Regions from separate parts of the Mus musculus genome. Here region 2 is linked to region 1. Evidence: chromatin contacts called from ENCODE Hi-C data. All regions are on one chromosome and are shown on one strand. Each heading gives the region's core, a stretch centred on a gene start or an enhancer-like site at or near the end of the contact. The rest is flanking DNA. Distances are from core to core; before and after follow the strand shown. Region 1 holds the start of Akr1b3 (aldo-keto reductase family 1, member B3 (aldose reductase)). Region 2 holds the start of Adcyap1r1 (adenylate cyclase activating polypeptide 1 receptor 1).

The links. A loop is a pair of places that touch in the nucleus more often than their neighbours do.
Region 2: a map of T-helper 17 cell shows a loop between it and region 1 (24-fold over the local background). The contact joins the promoter of Adcyap1r1 here to the promoter of Akr1b3 in region 1. A Hi-C loop is called at or near these places in 3 of 37 maps with a recorded cell type or tissue (T-helper 1 cell, T-helper 17 cell and regulatory T cell).

What each region holds. Positions count from the first base shown.
Region 1 is chr6:34,314,210-34,319,196 of GRCm38, forward strand. Akr1b3 (aldo-keto reductase family 1, member B3 (aldose reductase)) reads right to left here and starts at 3,280. Exons shown (of 10, transcript NM_009658.3): 1 at 3,131-3,280. The coding sequence starts at 3,196.
Region 2 is chr6:55,450,568-55,455,161 of GRCm38, forward strand. Adcyap1r1 (adenylate cyclase activating polypeptide 1 receptor 1) reads left to right here and starts at 1,411. Exons shown (of 17, transcript NM_007407.4): 1 at 1,411-1,801.

The DNA of each region.
Region 1 (4,987 bases), core at 2,030-4,529:
AGCGATTCCCATAGCTAAGTCATTTCCTGGGAGAACAAGGGCTTGCAACTCCTTGAAAGAATGGGGTCTCAAATGCCTGAATTCTAGGAACCTAATTGATAACTCTGGATGGAATCCCGATTGTGAATCTAGTGGCTGTCATAGCTATGGCCAATGGTGCCCCACCCCTGCCGCAACTTCTCTGCTTGCCTTCTGCTTAAGGTTAACCTGGTTTTTCTGTTCCTTAGAGCTGGAGCGCAGACTACACTAAGCAATGTTGTGGAACAACTGTCACCAAACCAAAATCCACAGGGGGGGAAAAATCTGTGCAATGTTTTCATGGGAAGACAAAGACAGATAAAGGCTGGACTGCAGGTCAAGAGAAAACACTCCTTCCATGGGCTTCCTTCCCCACACAGGATCATCCTACCCAGAGTCACAACAAAGAGCGCTTCCCATTGTTGGATTCAGAGAAACTAACCTCACTTGTTTGGATGGTGTATGTTTATCTTACAGCTCAAGAATTTAAACAGTAATTCCAAGAGAGGAAGACTGAACCCTCAAGAATGACCCCTTCCCCAGCCTTAGGACACTGAAAGCCCATATCCTAGTTTAGCAGCAACACTAATAAAACTTGTTCTACTGTAATCAAGCAATAAAGCTGTCCTAATTTTAAGACATCTCCACTCCATAGAGATGTAGATTCAGGGCTGGCCCTGCAGAGGCAAGATTTGATGATCTTTGATCTTAAGGATGGAAAGGTTGACCAGTGTAGCCTGGTCAGGCAGGCAACCAGGAAACCAAACTCCTACTTCAATGACCACCGCACTTCTCCCAGACCACAGGATAGAGGACTGCCCGTGATGCTTGCTTTAACTCAGGAAGAGGCAGGAAGACCCTTGTGCAGTTTTCTTCTAAGAAGAGATGCAAAAATTGGACTTGAAAAAGCAAACAATGAAAACCTGTCACAGCTTAAGAATGCCATGTGACCCTGTGAAAGGGATATAGGGCACGTGCACATAGATAGTTTTATCTGAGATATCAAAATCTGATTGGGGTACAATTAGGCCAAAAAAAAATTTCACCTCAAAAGACTCATGGTCTTGAGGCACAGAGGGCGTTAACTGGAAAAAGTCCGAGAACACAGCTGTCCCTCCCTCCATCCCTAGCAACAGTCCGAGCCTATGTGTAGAAGAGGCAATGGCCAGGTCCTCTGAAGATTTTCAACCAGGTCAAAACACTATCAGTAAAAGGACCTGATCTCTATCCGGTCAGCTCTGCCTCAAAGGCCTCCTGACCATACAACACTTAAAACAGTATTTTAATACAATACTTACTGTATATTTAGCGTGCATTTAGGATCCCGAGGGCAGGCAAGCTAGCCAGGAAGAAACTCGATGCAAGGAAAAGTGCCTCCTAACTGCCTGAAATCCTCACCTTCCAGGAGAAACGGACTCCCTCAAGCGAAGAGTGGATCATACAGACTGTCAGAGTCCTGTTGTGATTTGTGGGGTACCACATAGACACAGATGTGGTTCCATGAGAACAAGAAACCGCATCCACACACCCTCTGTGACCATCACAGTGACTATACTATACTGTGTCATCACATATGCAAGGAAGGGAAATCTGGAAGTCTGGACTGTCCTCATGTCCATTGCTACCCTTTGTCCCTCCACACTCTCTACCCCAACCTCCCCGGGCCCCGAGACACAGGCGGACATTTTCTTCACCTCCACCTAACTCAACATGACTTTTGGATCCATTCTGAGATCCAGGCACAGTGGGAAGTAACAGAAATGTCTGAGAAGAAACCAAAACGATCTATACATACAAATGTATGTTATTTTAAACAAACACCCAGCTCTCTGAGGCTGTCACATGCGCTCTAGCCACTGGCTTATGAATGCTTACTCCTTATTTATCTCAGAACTGATCTCAAAATGCTGGCCCATGAGACGATTTTTCTAAAGCGATGAGCTTGGTTTTTGGAGAAATGGGACAGAATTAAAGTATCATCATCCTACCCATAATTTGGGTCATGTATTATAAAACTACTGTAGTTACATGTGCCTGTGTGTGCTGTGTCCAGTAGCTGTGTTTGCTATGGCAGGGAAACCGTCTTTCTTATCATTCCACCACACCGAATTCAACCTGGTATCACGGTTGTAATTCAATCATACCTTTGCAGTCACCAAGGACCCTCTGTAAGGAAACAAAAGCCGCACTTGCTAATCTACTGGCTTAGATACACGTTCTGAGAAAGACAAGTCTATGACCTGTTTCTTATTCTCCATTTGCATTACCCGTTGTTTTAACTGTAGTTTGGGTAGAAACAGACTCTGTCTGGTTTCAAACCATTTAAATTCAACCCTACCTGATTTTCTCTTACCTTCACTGTGTCTAAGTGCCCAGGTCCACCATACTCAAGGTTCTTAAAGATCGAGGTCACAGCATCGGTCTATAATATATAATACAACTACCCTGCAAGTAGCTTAAGAGCTAGGTTTTTCTGCTTCAGCAATAACACCAAAAATTGGTTCCTTAGTTGCCAAATAATCAAATCAGTTATAATTTTTGGTTTTTAAATATCGGTTCTTTCTTTTTGTATTTCACTATGATGTATCTGGCCCTCTTCTCAACTCTGCTGTGTTGTGTTGAGGTTTTGGGGATATCTCGCCTGAAGTCTTCTTATTAGTGGGTGGCACCCAGCAACGCGGAAGTCAGATTAATTCTCCAGGAGTTCCGCACCCATTAAGAACTGCACTCAGAGACTTAGAGGACAGAGAAACAAGCTGGTTCCTGGCAAGCTCTCGCCTGCTAATTTAATTATCTCAGGCCCATTGGCCCAAGTGGCTCATTCCCGAGAGGGCAACATCTGCGCCAAGTGAGGTCAATTCACTCGTGAGGCTGGGGCGCCACAGGTGCCAGATGACAAATCTAGGGCTCTGCTTCAATCCCTCTCACCCGGGTCACCGTGGGTGTGTCTCCACCTGGGGCGCCCACGCGGACTCGAGCGCTGCTCGCCCGAAGCCCCACACGCCGGGCCGCAGCCAGATACGCTCACAGGCCCCGCCACGCGAGCCCCGCTCCGCGCAGGCCGCTCAGGGTCACCCAGCGGGCGGCGGGTCGCACCCTGATGCATGCCTACCTTCCAGGTGCCCAGGCCCAGGGTGGGCATCTTGGTGCCGTTGTTGAGTTCCAGATGGCTGGCCATGATCGCTGCACGTTACAAACCCGGACCGGCAAATGTGCAGCGCTGGCTCGGGCGCGCACCTTTAAATAGCCCCAACGGCCTGTAGAAAGAACGCCTGCCATTGGTTGCACGGCTGAGAGACGGATCCTTCTGATTGGTCGATGCCGCGGTTCTGAAGGGGTCGGCGAGGATGCTTCTTTCCCTAGGTCCTAGCGGCACGGAATTCTCCAGCTGCTCTGCTTGCGCCCCACGTGGCAGTGTTTGCCCGCTGTTGTAGCACCAGACGGAAAGCTCTGAAAATAACCAGCAGACTAGAGATAAGGAGACTGGGGAGAAGTTTTGGTTTCGTTTTCGAGCCCAGAAGAAGACGTCTGTGTCTTTTCTAATCTCAGAATGACACTCTTCTGGAATCTTACACATCTTGCTTTGAATCTGATGGAGCAGATAGGCGTCAGGTGTATTTAAGAGCGTTCCCCCCCCCCCTTAGATTAAAAGTTAAATTTCAGGTGTACTTAAGCACTCCCATCCCCGCTATTAAAATGATTGCAACCGGTTTTGCAGAGAACTACGAAATACCCGTTTGTAGTACCTTTCTACCACTACCGGTGTCTGAACATGTTTAGTCTGGTTCAACAAGACTTGATGCAAAAATCCATAACCGTTAAGCTATGATCTCCCATAAGTTTCATCTCTGGATCACACATAAGTGATTTTGGAAAGTAAGACTCTTAAGCGGAAGGTTCCAGTATAATAAGTTGGCTAAACTCTGGAGGAAAAGTGAAAAGTCAGAGAACAAAAAAGTGAACAATCCCATAGTAGGAAAAGTCCATTCTCATACAGCAATGATTCCATGTTAGGGGGTACGAAATAAATCAGTTGTATTAGGTAGAAAAACAAAAGACTTTTCCTAAAATAATCTGAGTTGCCCCAAGAACTATGACGGCAATTTTGGCACTCGTCCAACACCCCTCTGAGTGATGGTCTGTTTCATTCCAGTCTCCTTCTGCTGGGTCATGCTCCAGTTGCCCCCTGATTACGCAACAGGGACAACTGCATCTGCAAGGTAATGAGTCAGGAACCCCACCTCTCTAAATCCCATTCTGGTGATTTTCCAGTCGGTGCCCTCTTAAAAAGTGGCACTTCTCCACTCCCACCCCAGGGAAAATTTATAAAGAACAGATATTTTCCACTTGAGTTTTATTAACAAAACCAATCCCCACAACTGGTGGCATGTGGAAATTCTGGTGTACTTTTTCTCTAATTAATAGTATTTGAATTTGAGTCTAGTTCTGGGGATTTGGTTTGTGTAAGATAACAGGTGACCTGACGCCCACCACTTGTCCTCTGTGAAATCCCTCTTGGCATAGAGACTTCTCTGCCTTTTGAACCTCCTGGGTCCAAACACAAAGAGCTGATTGATGTCTTGTGAAGTGATGCTCTTGCTCTGTGTGGCAGCTCACATCTCTTTACTTGACATTAAGAAAATAAAGGGGAAAGGACCGAGATGTTGTAGTCAACCTGGTTGCTAAACGAGATCCTTTCTCAAAAGATAAAAGAGGCCTTACCACCACCACCGAAGTGTGCGTCTTTACTGACAGGTGGCATCACAGAGGAGTCATCACCAGCTAGGGAAATGCACTACGTAGCAAAAGCTTTGTTATTGCAAAATAAACTAAGTATGTTTGACCCTCTAAAACACAGTATTTTGCCTGGGCCAGTCAAATGTAGAAAGGCACACCTGTGGAATTCTCCTATCAATCATGGCACTAAAGATGAGACACTGTTACAATAGTCTCCTGGTAACTCCTGTTG
Region 2 (4,594 bases), core at 161-2,660, about 21 Mb after region 1:
AGGCCAAGTAGAGAAGCTGACCTCCAGTTTGGGAAAACAGACCAGAGAGAGATGCAGTGCGTTCTAGAGCTGCTCCTGATTGACTGCTGACTTCTGCCCAGCGTCTAGCTGTACTCTCCCTAGAGGGGGTCCTGACCACTCTTAAGAGAGAAGACATATTCTCCACTGCTCTTCCTTTGGAACATGGCCTGAAAGAACACAAGCGAGTGCCAGCTGTCTACGAGGTGACCAGTGCTTCCTGGACTAAGTGGGGAATCATAAACTTGCTGTCTGTATATAGGACACTCCATACATCTTTCTGGAGCATCAGGTTGCTTCCTATTCTTAGCCTTTCTGTTTTCATTGTGAAGTCGGATGTAAAATGATCATGTAGGTCTTACCAGTTAGGGTTCTGTGTGGCTCCCATTCATGGGTCTTCTCCATCTCCTTGTCCTTTTGTTTTCAGCTAGACTGACCTTGCTAACAAAAGGCTCAAGTTCTTTCTCCTTCCCTCTTCTTCCTTGAAGGTTCTTCAGAAGGACACACATCAAGGGTGGCTCAGAACTTGCCTGAACAGGCAATGACAGAAGCCAGTTGAGACTAAGTGATGGGGATACAAAGAACTCAGGATGCTGTGACTGGACACAGTTATGCCAAACTGGAGGTGGCAGGATATTGGCACTGTGACCTTATTTGACTGAGTTCTGCTCATTAAGCTCCTGCTTATCAAATTGTACCAGAAGAAGGGTGAGTACACCATATCACCAACAACAATAGTAATTTGTTTAGCATCAGTGAATATATGAGCCTAGTACAAGTTTGCTACTGGCACACAGACTGTTCCTACACAATGTTGTTCTTCTCATGAGCCCAGAAATAGAAACGATGTGGTGCAGGTGAAGAAGTGGAGGCTCAGAAACATCAGGCCGCACACCCAAACTCCCAGAGCTGGCAGGGCAGTCTCATTTATTTTTAACAGACTTCCCGTAAGCACCTCTACTCCTTTTCTGGCTATAGAGGTGTTCTCTGGGGTGTCACATTCGAGGACATCTAGATAGGCACCTGCAATTCATCCCTTCTAGACCCCTGACTGTGAGCAGAGGAGGGCCCAAAGAGGGCCAGGGACTTGCTCAGGTGGCAGGTTGCCAGAGGAGGCTTGGAACACAGAGAAGAGAGGGAGAGGGCTTTCTCTAGTGGATGTTTTGCTGTTGGACAGAAAGGTGGTGAGCCCTGAGGAAGGCACAACTCAGCCCGGAAGCTCTGCGACAGAACTGGGAAAGGGGGGCTGTTACCTCCGCCTCCGCGCCCTGGGTCCCTGCTGCAGCTCTGGCTTGTGTCAGCGCGGTGGTCCTCATCCAGCTCCCCATCTCTGCCCCCGGCCTAACCCCGCCCCCCGGGCTCTCATTGGCCTGCACCCCACCCCCCGCCTGCGAGGTCTGCCGGGGAGGCGGTGGTCTATCGCCTCCCTCGGCCCCGGGCCTGGCTGCGCAGCAGAGGCGGCGCCTCTCCCGCAGGACAGAGCCGGTCGAGTGGCACAGGGTGGGCTAAAGGAGACGAGGGACGCCTCGCTCCGATTCCCGACTGCGACTGGCTGCGACTTTGGAGCAGCGCGGTCCCTTGTGCAGTACGCACACACCGCGGCGCAGGGACACACAGACTTGGCTGCTCGCGGCCACACGCACCGAGAGACCAGGCTCGGCGCGCGCTCCGCGGCGCACACGCTCCAGCCAGTGCGGCTCTGGGCGCGGATTCGCGGGTTGCGCGTCCTCCTGCACCTTCAGCCCCTGCGCCCAGCAGTCCCGACCAGCCCCGAGGCCATCAGGTAAGGACCACTCCTGGCCTGTCCTTCTGCTCCGCACTCGCCCAGCGCCAGACCCTTTTCCAGCGGGGCCCTTGGACCCCTCCTTCAGCCCAGAGGTCTCCAGGAGCCGCGTGCTCTGCCAAACCCAAAGCCAGCGAGGGCCAACGCGGGGCACAGAGTCGGAGCCCATCCTCTCCCGCCGCCGCGGGCTGCCTACGCTTCTCTCTGCTCCATCCAAGTGTCGGACCGTGGCTTGGAGCACATTATTGTAGACCATTCAGTGAGTATCGGCCTAGCTGTCTCAGCCTTTTCTGGTGCCAGAAAGAGGCATTCAGGGGCACGAATGACACTACGGCCAGAGATCCCCCAGAGCTCGATCTCCCTGTCTCCAGGTCGGACCAAAGCGCCTACGTGGATTTGGAAAGAAATGCTGGAGGGTCTCTTGGGAACTCGGTTCTACAGTCTGCAGGGCGTTTGAGGGATGAGCTGCGGAGATAAGATAGGGATCAATTTAGTTTGTGCCCCCAATAGAGATAAGCTTTAGCATTGTTTTTAAAAGGATAGCCCTACGGCTATAGGACTATCCTAAGGATAGTCTTTCCCCGGGGCTCGGGGAGAGGTTGACCAAGAGACGCTTGGGGGTTGGTGGTCTAACAAGGAAACGCCCTGCAGGGCCTGTGGGGGAAAATCGCTGTGGGAGTGGGGTTGCTGTAGTGGGCCCCTCCGAGACCCCTGATGTTTGTTTTAAAGGCCCAGGCTCTGCAGTAGCTAGCTGACTACTGGGAGCAGGATCATATTGTCAGCAAGAGCAAGGGACCAGGCACCAGTTCGTGGAACTAGATCTTCAGGAGCAAACACGCAGGAAGGGGATGGCGATGGCATTTCCCTCGCTGCTAGGGAGTGGAGCTTCAGTTCTAGGAACCCAGAGCCTTCTGGACCACCTTGGCATGAGAGGGGGTCTGGCTAATTCCTCAGTCCATTTCAGGGCTGCTGTGACTACTTTTCTTTACTTCAGGCTGTATGTCCCATAATTCCCTCATGGCCTAAAGAGAGAGAAATAGGCATCTGTTTGGATTTTTTTTTCCCTGTGGCAGCTCAGGTGCATTCCTGTGAGGGTATGTAGGAATTTAGAGCCCATACAGAGGACGTGGAAGGCAGTCTGCCCCCAGACTGCAGTTGGACTGAGGCAGACCATTCGGAAGGTCAAGCTGCAGGCTGGAGGGTGGCTGTGGGTTTGGGACAAGGGTTACTTGTACTGTGATGAGGCCTTTTGGAGCCCAGGGATAGCAGGTAGCTCTTTGCTCAGAAGGCCTTGAGATGCATCTGATATGGTGGCAGGTAAGGCTGGAGGAGCCCCCATTCCCAAGTGCAGGCCTAGGACTCCTGCTCCTCATTGACCTTGGAAAGAACAGGCAAAGGCCCCAGTCTGGACACAAGCCAAACTCTGAACACACAAATTAAAGACAGGACATGCTGGAGCCGGCCTTGAGCCAGATCTTCTGACCAATCCATCAACAAGTGTGTGTGGTGTGACCAGGAGTCAGATGTGGTCCCTCCTACTTTCTGCCATCAGTAGTGGTTCATGGGTGGTGGTGCATCTGTGCTGAGATCCCCAAGGGTCTGTCTGTCTGTCTGTCTCTGTGTATCGAGGAAACATGTCTGTGGTGAGCCTGGAGGAGGACCTTTTCCTGTACTCCCAAGACTGAGCCAGGCTAAAGCTCGCATTCACATCCTGTTTTGTGTGTGTGTGTGTGTGTGTGTGTGTGTGTGTGTGTGTGTGTGTGTGTGTGTGTGTGTTTCAGGCTCGTGGGGGGCTGATTGGGGAAGCACTTTGGAGCTCTTGTTTTCTCACATGGTCACCTCTCTGTCATGCTCCTACTTCTGGACACTCCTTTCTTCCATTTGTATTGAATGGTGACATGGACTCAGTGGATATTTATAGATCAGCACCCAGGTGGGAGTCTAGAAAGGACAGTAGCTAGGGCCACAAGGCGGTTTTCTCACTGAGGAGGTGGTCTGGCAGGGATGCGTTCTGTTCATCGTTCAGGATTGTTGACCAAATGGCAGAACCCAGGGTGCCCAGTGCAGAGGTTTGCCTAGGATCAGGAGTGTCATGCTCACCTGAGAGTCACTGGCTTTGGAGCTGACCCTGAGGTGACTGAAGGGCCTGAGGATATGTGTGAGGAGAGCTGTGATGCCCCAGGCAGGAGAGGTGGGGGCTTTTTTACCCCCAGAAGGCAGAGAGGCCTCAGAAGCTTCCAGCCACCTCTGACTAAAAGGAGCTGGGCTTGTACGTCTGAATGGATTGGCCCTCACGCTCCAGCTGCCTGGGAACATGGAGGCAGGAAAACCCTTCGCTGTGATGTGTTTGTACTGAGCTCTGGATGCCGTCAGAAGCACACAATAATACCCACCCCCACACTGACACACAGAGGAGTGACACACAGCTGGGAAGGCATGTACGCGTCCCTTGATACCTGCCTGGGCGCCGGGATGAGAGAGGGAAGTAGGCAGCAACAGAAAGACATTCTCACGAAAGGTCTGGGAACATTTGGTCACAAAGCCAGCCTTAATGAAGGTTCAGGTGTGTGTGTGTGTGTGTGTGTGTGTGTGTGTGTGTGTGTGTGTATACACTGTGTTGCAGGAGCCTAGAACATGGGATGTGACTCCCCCCTCACCCTCCCGTGAATCTAGTTAGTATTTTAGACTCTGTGGGCATTGCACTTGACTATAATGACTTTGTCCTGCACAGAGGATATATGAACAGAAACTAAACTTGACTATGTTTTAACAAACATTGCAGACACCCAATAT